2 separate regions of the Homo sapiens genome follow, and region 1 is linked to region 2. Evidence: chromatin contacts called from ENCODE Hi-C or POLR2A ChIA-PET data. All regions are on one chromosome and are shown on one strand. The core of a region is the stretch at or near the end of the contact, and the rest is flanking DNA. Distances in the headings are between cores, read along the strand shown.

The links. Hi-C counts contacts between places; a loop is a spot of excess contacts on that map. ChIA-PET counts read pairs that join two places held with the same protein, here RNA polymerase II (POLR2A). Pooled maps may share reads with other maps.
Region 1: POLR2A ChIA-PET joins it to region 2 with 22 read pairs in PC-9. The contact joins two enhancer-like sites. A Hi-C loop is called at or near these places in 3 of 168 maps with a recorded cell type or tissue (B cell, endothelial cell of umbilical vein and naive thymus-derived CD4-positive, alpha-beta T cell) and 9 of 50 pooled maps. POLR2A ChIA-PET finds 5 or more read pairs at or near these places in 3 of 52 experiments (PC-9, activated CD8-positive, alpha-beta memory T cell and activated T-cell).

What each region holds. Positions count from the first base shown.
Region 1 is chr12:8,049,374-8,054,373 of GRCh38, forward strand. It overlaps FOXJ2 (forkhead box J2), which reads left to right. Exons shown (of 11, transcript NM_018416.3): 9 at 1-198; 10 at 1,149-1,247; 11 at 3,389-5,000. The coding sequence ends at 3,477. Among named protein-coding and RNA genes, the nearest start is that of C3AR1, 14 kb to the right of the region's middle. Within about 2 kb of position 3,509, at least 6 of the 41 ENCODE cell types and tissues checked have a DNase peak (open chromatin) inside an H3K27ac peak, as active enhancers do.
Region 2 is chr12:7,860,819-7,865,573 of GRCh38, forward strand. The region is part of intron 2 of SLC2A14 (solute carrier family 2 member 14); the gene reads right to left. Among named protein-coding and RNA genes, the nearest start is that of SLC2A14, 9.7 kb to the right of the region's middle. RefSeq lists enhancers at 1-565, 2,811-3,312 and a silencer at 1,922-2,122. Within about 2 kb of position 2,398, at least 3 of the 41 ENCODE cell types and tissues checked have a DNase peak (open chromatin) inside an H3K27ac peak, as active enhancers do.

The DNA of each region.
Region 1 (5,000 bases), core at 2,259-4,758, 190 kb after region 2:
GTCTACGACAGGCAGAGCAGAAGAACTGGACCCTCGACCAGCATCACATTGCCAATCTGTGTGACTCCCTCAACCACTTCCTTACTCAGACTGGTCACGTGCCCCCTCAAGGGGGTACCCACCGCCCACCAGCCCCTGCCCGTATTGCTGACTCCTGTGCCCTCACCAGTGGCAAACAGGAGTCAGCCATGAGCCAAGGTACTGCACCAAGCCAGTTGCCATGGAGGTGGAGACTATGTTGAAAAGGAAGCATAGGAGAAAGGCAAAAGAGAACTGAGAGAAAGGATTTTATGGGGCAGTGACCCAAATTGAGCAGTGGAACTAGTTTATCAGTTGACTGAATATCTGTTGAATCAGTGAAGTCCTAAACTGAAAAATGCAAAAGAAATAGACTGTATGATTCCTTTTTAGACCTCAGTTTGGGAGATCAGAATTGTTTAAGAAAAGGGAGGAGATTTGTTAGAGAAAGGCTGTATTTTAAATTTGCGTCTCAGTAATCCCTACCGCCTGGGTGATACCGGATGAAATGGTGGTTCTATGCTTATGTGATGTTCAAACTAGTGAAATGAGAGAGATGTCATGATTATGTTCCTGTTTCTTGCTTTTTGTTTTTGAGATGGGGTCTCGCTCTGTCGCCCAGGCTCTGGAGTGCAGTGGTGTGATCACGGCTCACTGCAACCTTGACCCCTGGAGCTCAGGTGATCCTCCCACTTTAGCCTCCTGAGTAGCTGGGACTACAGGTGTGTACCACCATGCCCAGCTAATTTTTTTTTTGTATTTTGTGTATAGCTGGGGTTTCACCGTGTCGCCCAGGCTATCTTCAAACTCTTGGACTCAAGGGATCTACCCACCTCGGCTGCCCAAAGTGTTGGGATTACAGGCATGAGCCACCATACCTGGCCCTGTGTTTCTATATTTTTCTTCCTTATATCTTTCCTATTTCACAATTGTACTATCCATTTCTTTTTACCCTCAGTGGTGAGGACTGACAGCTTCTGCAGAAAGCCTTCATGCCTGCAGGAGCTACAGAACAGGGCAGGGAAGAGAGAAGGAGGATGGGAGCAAGGGTATATTTTTTTCTTCCCTGCTTTGTTGAGTACAGTGACCCGCCCCCCCCAACTCAAGTAACTCTTGTCTTGCTTTGGCAGTGAACTCTTATGGGCACCCACAAGCTCCCCACCTCTACCCTGGCCCATCACCAATGTACCCAATCCCCACCCAGGACTCAGCAGGATACAATCGCCCAGGTAAGAGCTAAGAAGCTTGTTTCAAAACCGTTGTACTCTGATGAGTTGCTTTGCTTTCCTTTGACTCTGAGCTGGCATTCTGTGCATTTTTGCCTGCATCTCGCTGGAGGGAATGAGCCTTTATAATTCCCAAGGCTGGAGGATGGGTTACCTGCTAAGAAGGTGTGTGTCGGGGAGACTAACGAAGACAGTGTCCCCTCCCCTCCCTTCCCCTCCCTTCCTTTCCCTTCCCCTTCCCTTCCCTTCCCCTTCCCTTCCCCTTCCCTTCCCCTTCCCTTCCCCTTCCCTTCCCTTTCCTTCCCCTTCCCTTCCCCTTCCCCTTCCCTTCCCCTTCCTTTCCTCTTCCCTTCCCCTCCCTTCCCTTCCCCTTCCCTTCCCTTTCCTTCCCCTTCCCTTTCCCTTCCCTTCCCTTTCCTTCCCCTTCCCCTTCCCTTGCCCTTCCTTTCCCCTTCCCTTCCATTCCCTTTCCCTTCCCTTCCCCTTCCCCTTCCCTTCCCTTCCCTTTCCCTTCCCCTTTTCTTTTCTTTTCAACAGAGTCTCGCTCTGTTGCCCAGGCTGGAGTACAGTGGTGCGATCTCAGCTCACTACAACCTCCACCTCCTGGGTTGAAATGATTCTCCTGCTTGAGCCTCTCAACTAGCTGGGACTACAGACCCACACCACCATGCCTGGCTAATTTTTGTATTTTTAGTAGAGACGGGGTTTTGCCATGTTGGCTAGGCTTGTCTTGAACTCCTGACCACAAGTGATCCACCTGCCTCTGCCTCCCAAAGTGCTGGGATTACAGGCGTGATCCACTGGCCCCGGCTAGATGTACTTTAAAATTAGCAACTGCAATAGTAAAAGGAAGTGAAAGCATACATATAAGCAAAAGATAGCTATGTGCAACATTTTTGTGTGGCTTTGGAATCTAGATGGAAGATGTGCTCAGGCAAATAAAATGAATTTGTTATCCACACATACTTGCTGTGTGCCCATGTCTGCTTTCCTGTCACCTGATCTCTAGAATCAGGGGTCTGGGACTGAAGTATCTCTGATAGTGGGGGTGGGGCAGGGAGACACTAAATTGCCACAGACAGAACAAAATGAACAGGTCCTTCACATTTAGACACATAGAAAAATCACTGTTATTCTGCCTAACCACACGTGTTTTCAATTTTGGGGGTGACATCTGACTCTCTCTATTCTTTGTCCATATAATATAAATACAGATTTCTATACTGCTATTTCATGTGATATTATCTTCTGTTTGTTTGTTTGAGTCAGAGTCTTTTTCTGTTGCCCAGGCTGGAGTGCAGTAGGCAATGGTGTGATCCTGGCTCACTGCAACCTCCGCCTCCCAGGTTCAAGTGATTCTCGAGCCTCAGCCTCCCGAGCAGCTGGGATCACAGGCGCCCGCCACTGTGCCTGGCTAATTTTTATTTTTTAGTAGAGACAGGGTTTCACCATGTTGGCCAGTCTGGTCTAGAACTCCTGACCTCAAGTGATCCACCCATCTCGGCCTCTCAAAGTGCTGGGATTATAGGCATGAGCCACCACGCCCAGCCATATGATATTATCTTCTGTATGTTATTTTATCATTATCATATGTTTTCAGAAGTACAATTTTTTTTTTTTTTTGAGACGGAGTCTCGCTCTATCGCCCAGGCTGGAGTGCAATGGCACGGTCTTAGCTCACTGCAAGACCTCCCGGGTTCATGCCATTCTCCTGCTTCAGCCTCCCGAGTAGCTGGGACTACAGGCACATGTGACCACACCCAGCTAATTTTTTGAGTTTTTAGTAGAGATGGGGTTTCTCCATGTTGGCCAGGCTGGTCTCGAATTCCTGACCTCGTGATCCGCCTGCCTTGGCCTCCCAAAGTGCTGGGATAACAAGTGTGAGCAACTGTGCCTGGCGTCAGAAGTATAATTGTTAATGGCAGCATAATATTTAATTGCTGTGGAATGTAATTTACTCTAGTTTATTTCCTGAGACCTCACTGAAATGGTGACCTGCAACCAAAATTAACTCCAGCTGATAAGGGCGATAGCCTCACAAGGCCTTCTTCGTGGTGTTATCTGGGGCTGAGCACTGTCCTTGTAAATTGAGGGAACAGCTTCCCATCCACTCTCCTTTTACTCTCTTTCTTTCTTTCTAACAGCACACCATATGGTCCCTCGGCCATCAGTGCCACCTCCTGGTGCCAATGAGGAGATCCCTGATGACTTCGACTGGGACTTGATCACTTAGTGCATCACAGAGTGTGGACATCAGCCCAGGGCCGCGTGGTGAAATCTGGCAGTGGGGAAAGAGCAACCCCAGCCCGTCCCTTCCCCCCGTCTGTATATAGACATATATCCTCTTTTTGTTCTTTCTCTGTCAGAGAAGCCACTGCAAGATGCTGCCGAAGATAACCCTCTCTTTCCTGCCTCATTCTTCTCTCTTCCTTCCTGTTTTTTCCTAGTTCTTTTATTATTATTCTTATATTATTATTATTATTATTGGTTATATACTGTCCATAGTCTCCTGTCCCTACATCATGGATCATGTCCACCTTTTGCTAATTTAAAATCATCAGGCTGGAAGATGAAGCCATGATAGCTACAGAGAAAGGTTTTAGACTCCAGTTTACCTTTCTCTTGGAGAAACTCAATGCTAATCCCACCTTTTGGCCCTAAATTGTTTTTTGTTCCCATCAGTTTCAGGCCAGGACTGGAGAGGCCACATTACCAAGTAGAAAGGGTCTGAAACATTACTTGGCAGCCAAGAATTTGGAGGTTTTAAAATGGTGCTAATTCTGTCCTCTGAGGTCTTCCTTGTCCCTTTATACCTTCAATCCTTACTTCTGCCAGTCTGTATTTCCTATCAAGGGTGAAAGTGATGATGGTGGTGCAGGAGGGTGACAATAAAATCCTAGTGGAATTGGAGACCATTGGAAGGGATGGAATATAAGTCAGTGTGAAACTGAGTATACACTGCCATGTTACATCAGTGTCCATTGGCTTGTTTTGAGCCTGTTCTCTAAGAAGATAGGATTGGTTTTAGCCCAAACTCTGCTTCTATGGTAGGGCATGAGGACAACTATTCAGCATGGTTTTAGCTTCTTGGAGATGATTCCAACTTAACTATTTTGGCTTTTTAAACATAATTTTCTCTGAAAATTAATTGTGGCTCTTATTTGCATTTACGAATGATCTTCCCATCCCTTTTTCCCATTCAGCAAATATTAGTTTGTCCTCCTTTAATTGTTTGCCCAAATCTTCCACCCATCTTTTTTCTTCCCTCATTTTCTGGGATTCTCAAGAAAGAAAAAGTAACCCATTATCACTCTGAGTTTCGTCGTGCCCTGAGACATGATGGGAATCTCATTCCCACCTCTCATAGCAGAGCCAAACCTTTAGTGTTGGTGGTAGGAGGATGGGGAGAGGAAAAAAGAGCTGGCAAAGAAATGGATAGGGAATATTTTAGTTCTTTAAATATATAGGCAGATGCTTCTCTTGGAATCCAGATCATCTGGCTGAAGCTTTTGCAAGTAGGCTTTGAGGGGTGAAGGAGATTGGTGGAGGAGAGTAAATAATCTAGAGGCAAGAGTTCAGTGAGGGCCAAGGGGGACCCCCAGAAAAAGGTATGGAGCTAACTCATCTCTTTTACAAGGGGTGGCCATGACTTACTGTTGCAAAGTACTCAGTGTATATTTAATGTTGATTGTTGAATTTTAGTTACGAGAGGGAAGAACAATTTTACTTCTGTCCTTATTTCACTTGCTGAAAAGC
Region 2 (4,755 bases), core at 1,148-3,647:
TTTCACTCTTGTGGCCCAGGCTGAAGTGCAATGGCGCAATCTCAGCTCACTGCAACCTCTGCCTCCTGGGTTCAAGCGATTCTCCTGCCTCAGCCTCCCGAGTAGCTAGGATTAGAGGCATGCACCACCATGCCCAGCTAATTTTTTATTTTTAGTAGAGACGGGGTTTCTCCATGTTGGTCGGGCTGGTCTCAAACTCCAGACCACAAGTGATCCACCCACCTCGGTCTCTCAAAGTGCTGGGATTACAGGCGTGAGCCACCTCGCCCGGCATCAACTGTTTTCATAAATTAATTATCAGTTGTTTAAAGAAAGAAGCAGCCAAAAGGAAGAACCAAAGAGAGAGGGGAGATGTGAAGATCTGTAGTGCAAGGTGAGGAAAAGGCACCAGAGCAACATTGGAAGAGAGTTTGGAGCAATAGTCTTTTTTTTGGTGGGGGGGAGGCTTGTTTATTCCCCATAATAATTTTCAAAAACTATGTATTTCCCCTACACATTTTTAAGTTGACATCTAAGAAAATTTTTTTATGTTTAAGTAGCTTCCAGGGATTAATTTCTGCTGTCTATTATCTGGTATACATGCTTTCAGTACCACTGCTAGCTTTTCCATTGCTTTTGTGCAAATTAGGCAAAGGTGCCCTTTTGGGAAAAAGCAGGTTTTCTAGGAACGGTACTCTTGTGTAAAGAAAAAATGTGCCCCTTCCTCTGGATGAGGAGGAGAGCCTGGCCAGTGGATTGCAGGCTGTATTTCAGCCTCTACTTATCCCACAAAACCGCACAACTAAGTTTCAGCCCTTCACTTGTCCCGAAAACCATACAAACCATACATAAAAGCTTTGTAAACTTTAACTGAAAAAAAACAGGCCATGCGCGGAGGCTCACCCTTGTAATCCCAGCACTTTGAGGGGCTGAGGCAGCAGATCTCCTGAGGTCAGGAATTCCAGACCAGCCTGGCCAACATGGTGAATCCCCATCTATACTAAAAATACAAAAATTAGCCAGGTATGGTGGCGCACACCTGCAATCCCACCTACTCGGGAGGCTGACGCAGGAGAAATGCTGGAACCCGGGAGGCAGAGGTTGCAATGAGCTGAGATTACGCCACTGCACTCCAGCCTGGGCGACAGAGCGAGACTCCATTTCAAAAAAAAAAAAACAAAAACAAAGGCCAGTGTGGTGACTCAGGTCTGCAATCCCAGCACTTTGGGAGGCCAAGTCAGGTGGATCACGAGGTGAGGAGTTTGAGACCAGCTTGACCAACATGGTGAAACCCCGTCTCTACTAAAAATACAAAAATTATCTGGGCATGGTCGCGCATGCCTGTAATCCCAGCTACTCAGGTGGCTGAGGCAGCAGAATTGCTTGAACCCAGGAGGCGGAGGTTGCAGTGAGCCGAGATCACGCCACTGCACTCCAGCCTGGGCTACAGAGCCAGACTTGTCTCTCAAAAAAAAAAAAAAAAAAAAAAAAGAAGACACCAAACTGCATGCGGTGGCACATGTCTGTAATACCAGCACTTTGGAAGGCCGAGACAGGGTCCCCCAGCAGTGCCAGCCCACCGGCGCTGCGCTCGATTTCTCGCCGGGCCTTAGCTGCCTTCCCACGGGGCAGGGCTCGGGACCTGCAGCCCGCCATGCCTGAGCCTTCCCACCCCCTCTGTGGCCTCCTGTGCGGACGAGCCTCCCCGACGAATGCCGCCCCCTGCTCCACGGCGCCCAGTCCCATCGACCACCCAAGAGCTAAGGAATGCGAGCACATGGCGCGGGACTGGCAGGCAGCTCCACCTGCAGCACCGGTGCGTGATCCACTAGGTGAAGCCAGCTGGGCTCCTGAGTCTGGTGGGCACTTGGAGAACCTTTATGTCTAGCTCAGGGATTGTAAATACACCAATCGGCACTCTGTATCTAGCTCAAGGTTTGTAAATACACCAGTCAGCACCCTGTGTTTAGCTCAAGGTTTGTGAGTGCACCAATTGACACTCTTTATCTAGCTGCTCTGGTGGGGCCTTGGAGAATCTGTGTGTGGAAACTCTGTATCTAACTAATCTGATGGGCACGTGGAGAACATTTGTATCTGGCTCAGGGATTGTAAACGCACCAATCAGCCCCCTGACAAAACAGGCCACTCGGCTCTACCAATCAGCAGGATGTGGGTGGGGCCAGATAAGAGAATAAAAGCAGGCTGCCCAAGCCCGCATTGGCAACCAGCTTGGGTGTCCTTTCAAACTGTTGAAGCTTTGTTGTTTCACTCTTTGCAATAAATCTTGCTACTGCTCACTTTTTATGTCCACGTTGCTTTTATGAGCTGTAACTCTCACCGCAAAGGTCTGCAGCTTCATTTTTGAGCCCAGCGAGACTACGAGGCCACCGGAAGGAACGAACGACTCCTGACGCGCTGCCTTAAGAGCTGCGACACTCACGGCGGAAGTCTGCAGCTTCACTCCTGAGCCAGCAAGACCACGAACCCACCAGAAGGAAAACACTCCGAACGCATCTGAACATCAGAAGGGAGGGACTCCAGACGCACCACTTTAAGGGCTGTAACACTCACTGCGAGGGTGTGCGGCTTCATTCTTGAAGTCAGTGAGACCAAGAACCCACCAATTCCAGACACATGGCCACCATTGTGAAACTCCATCTCTATTAAAAATACAAAAAAATTAGCTGGGTGTGCTGGTGCATGCCTGTAGTCCCAGCTACCTGGGAGGCTGAGGCAGGAGAATGAACCCAGGACACAGAGGTTGCAGTGAGCTGAGATTGTGCCACTGCACTCCCGCCTGGGTGACAGAGTGACTCCATCTTAAAAAAAAATAAAAAATAAACCTTGGAATACGGACATAGCTCATTCAATTCATTGACATATAAACTAAATGACAAACATACTGTTTATGGAGAAACCTGTGAGCCACATCTTTTGGCTTTGGAAGCCAAAAGCCTAACTTCCTTTTATTTCAGATGAAAACTTATCTCCCTATATCAACCATCTTCCTTTTTTTTCTTTTTTTCTTTTTTTTTTTTGAGACGGAGTCTCACTGTTGCCCAGGCTGGGGTGCAGTGGCATGATCTTGGCTCACTGCAACCTCCACCACCCGGGTTCAAGCGATTCTCCCGCGTCAGCCTCCCGAGTAGCTGGCACTACAGGCATGTGCCACCATGCCTGGCTAATTTTTTGTGTTTTTTAGTAGAGCCAGGGTTTCACTGTGGTAGCCAGGATGGTCTTGATCTCCTAACCTCGTGATCTGCACGCCTCGGCCTCACAAAGTGCTGGGATTACAGGTGTCAGCCCCCGCGCCCGGCCACCACATTGTTTTGATTACAGCTTACTGCTGAATTTTGAGAGTGCTTTACATTCTCTAGAAACAAATCCTTTGGGATATGTGGTTTGCAAATATCTTCTCTGAATGTAGCCTATCTTTTCACCATATACATGGGGCCTTTTGCAGAGCAAAAGCTTTTCATTTTGATAAGCCCAAATTTATCAATTTTTCCTCTTGTGGTTTGAGCTTTTAACGTCTTTTGTTGTTGTTGTTATTGTTGTTTGAGATGGAGTCTCGCTCTGTCGCCCAGGCTGAGTGCAGTGGTGCAATCTCAGCTCACTGCAACCTCCGCCTCCCGGATTGAAGCCATTCTCCTGCCTCAGCCTTCCAACTAGCTGGGACTGCAGGTGCGCACCACCATGCCTGGCTAATTTTTTGTATTTTTAGTAGAGACGGGGTTTCACCATGTTAGCCAGGATGGTCTCGATCTCCGGACCTCATCATCCGCCGGCCTCGGCCTCCCAAAGTGTTGGGATTACAGGCGTGAGCCACCGTGCCCGGCTGAGCTTTTACTGTTAAGTCTCTTTTACTATAACACAGGCATGCTCACTTGTTTATGTAATGAACGTGGCTGCTTAAATGCTATGACGTTGGAACTGAGTAGCTGTAGTGGTGACTGAGCCGCTATGGCCCACAAAGCCTCTATCTGCACAAAAAGAGTCAGCCGACCCAGGCTCTAATCAGATAAGCCTCCATACTCTTAGGGTATTTTCATATGCCTTTCCCTCTATCTGAAACACTCTTTCTTCAGATCTCCTCATGGCCGGCTCTTTATGTCACTCTGGTTTCTGCTCAAATTTACCGTAAAGAGGCCTTCCCTGACCACACTACAGGTATATCTCGCTTTATTGCATTTTGCTCCTATTGCGCTTTTTTACAAATTGAAGGTTTGTGGCAATCCTATGTTAAGCAAGTCTATTGGCCTCATTTTTCCAACAGCATGAGCTCACTTTGAGTCTCTGTGCCACATTCTGGTAATTCTTGTAATATTTCAAACATTTCGTTATTATTATATCTGTTATAGTGATCTGTGATCAGTGATCTTTGATATTACTATTGTCATTGTTTTGGCATGAACCATACCTATATAAGACAATGAATATACAAAAATTAGCCAGGCAGGCTGGGCACGGTGGCTCCCACCTGTAATCCCAGCACTTTGGGAGGCCAAGGTGGGCGGATCACGAGGTCAGGAGATCGAGACCATCCTGGCTAACATGGTGGAACCCCATCTCTACTAAAAACACAAAATATTCGCCGGGCGTGGTGGCACATGCCTGTAGTCCCAGCTACTCGGGAGGCTGAAGCAGGAGAATCTCTTGAACCTGGGAGGCGGAGGTTACAGTGAGCCGAGATCGTGCCACTGCACTCCAGCCTGGGCGGCAGAGTGAGACTCTGTCTCAAAAAAAAAAATGAAAATAAAAATAAAAAAAGACAAT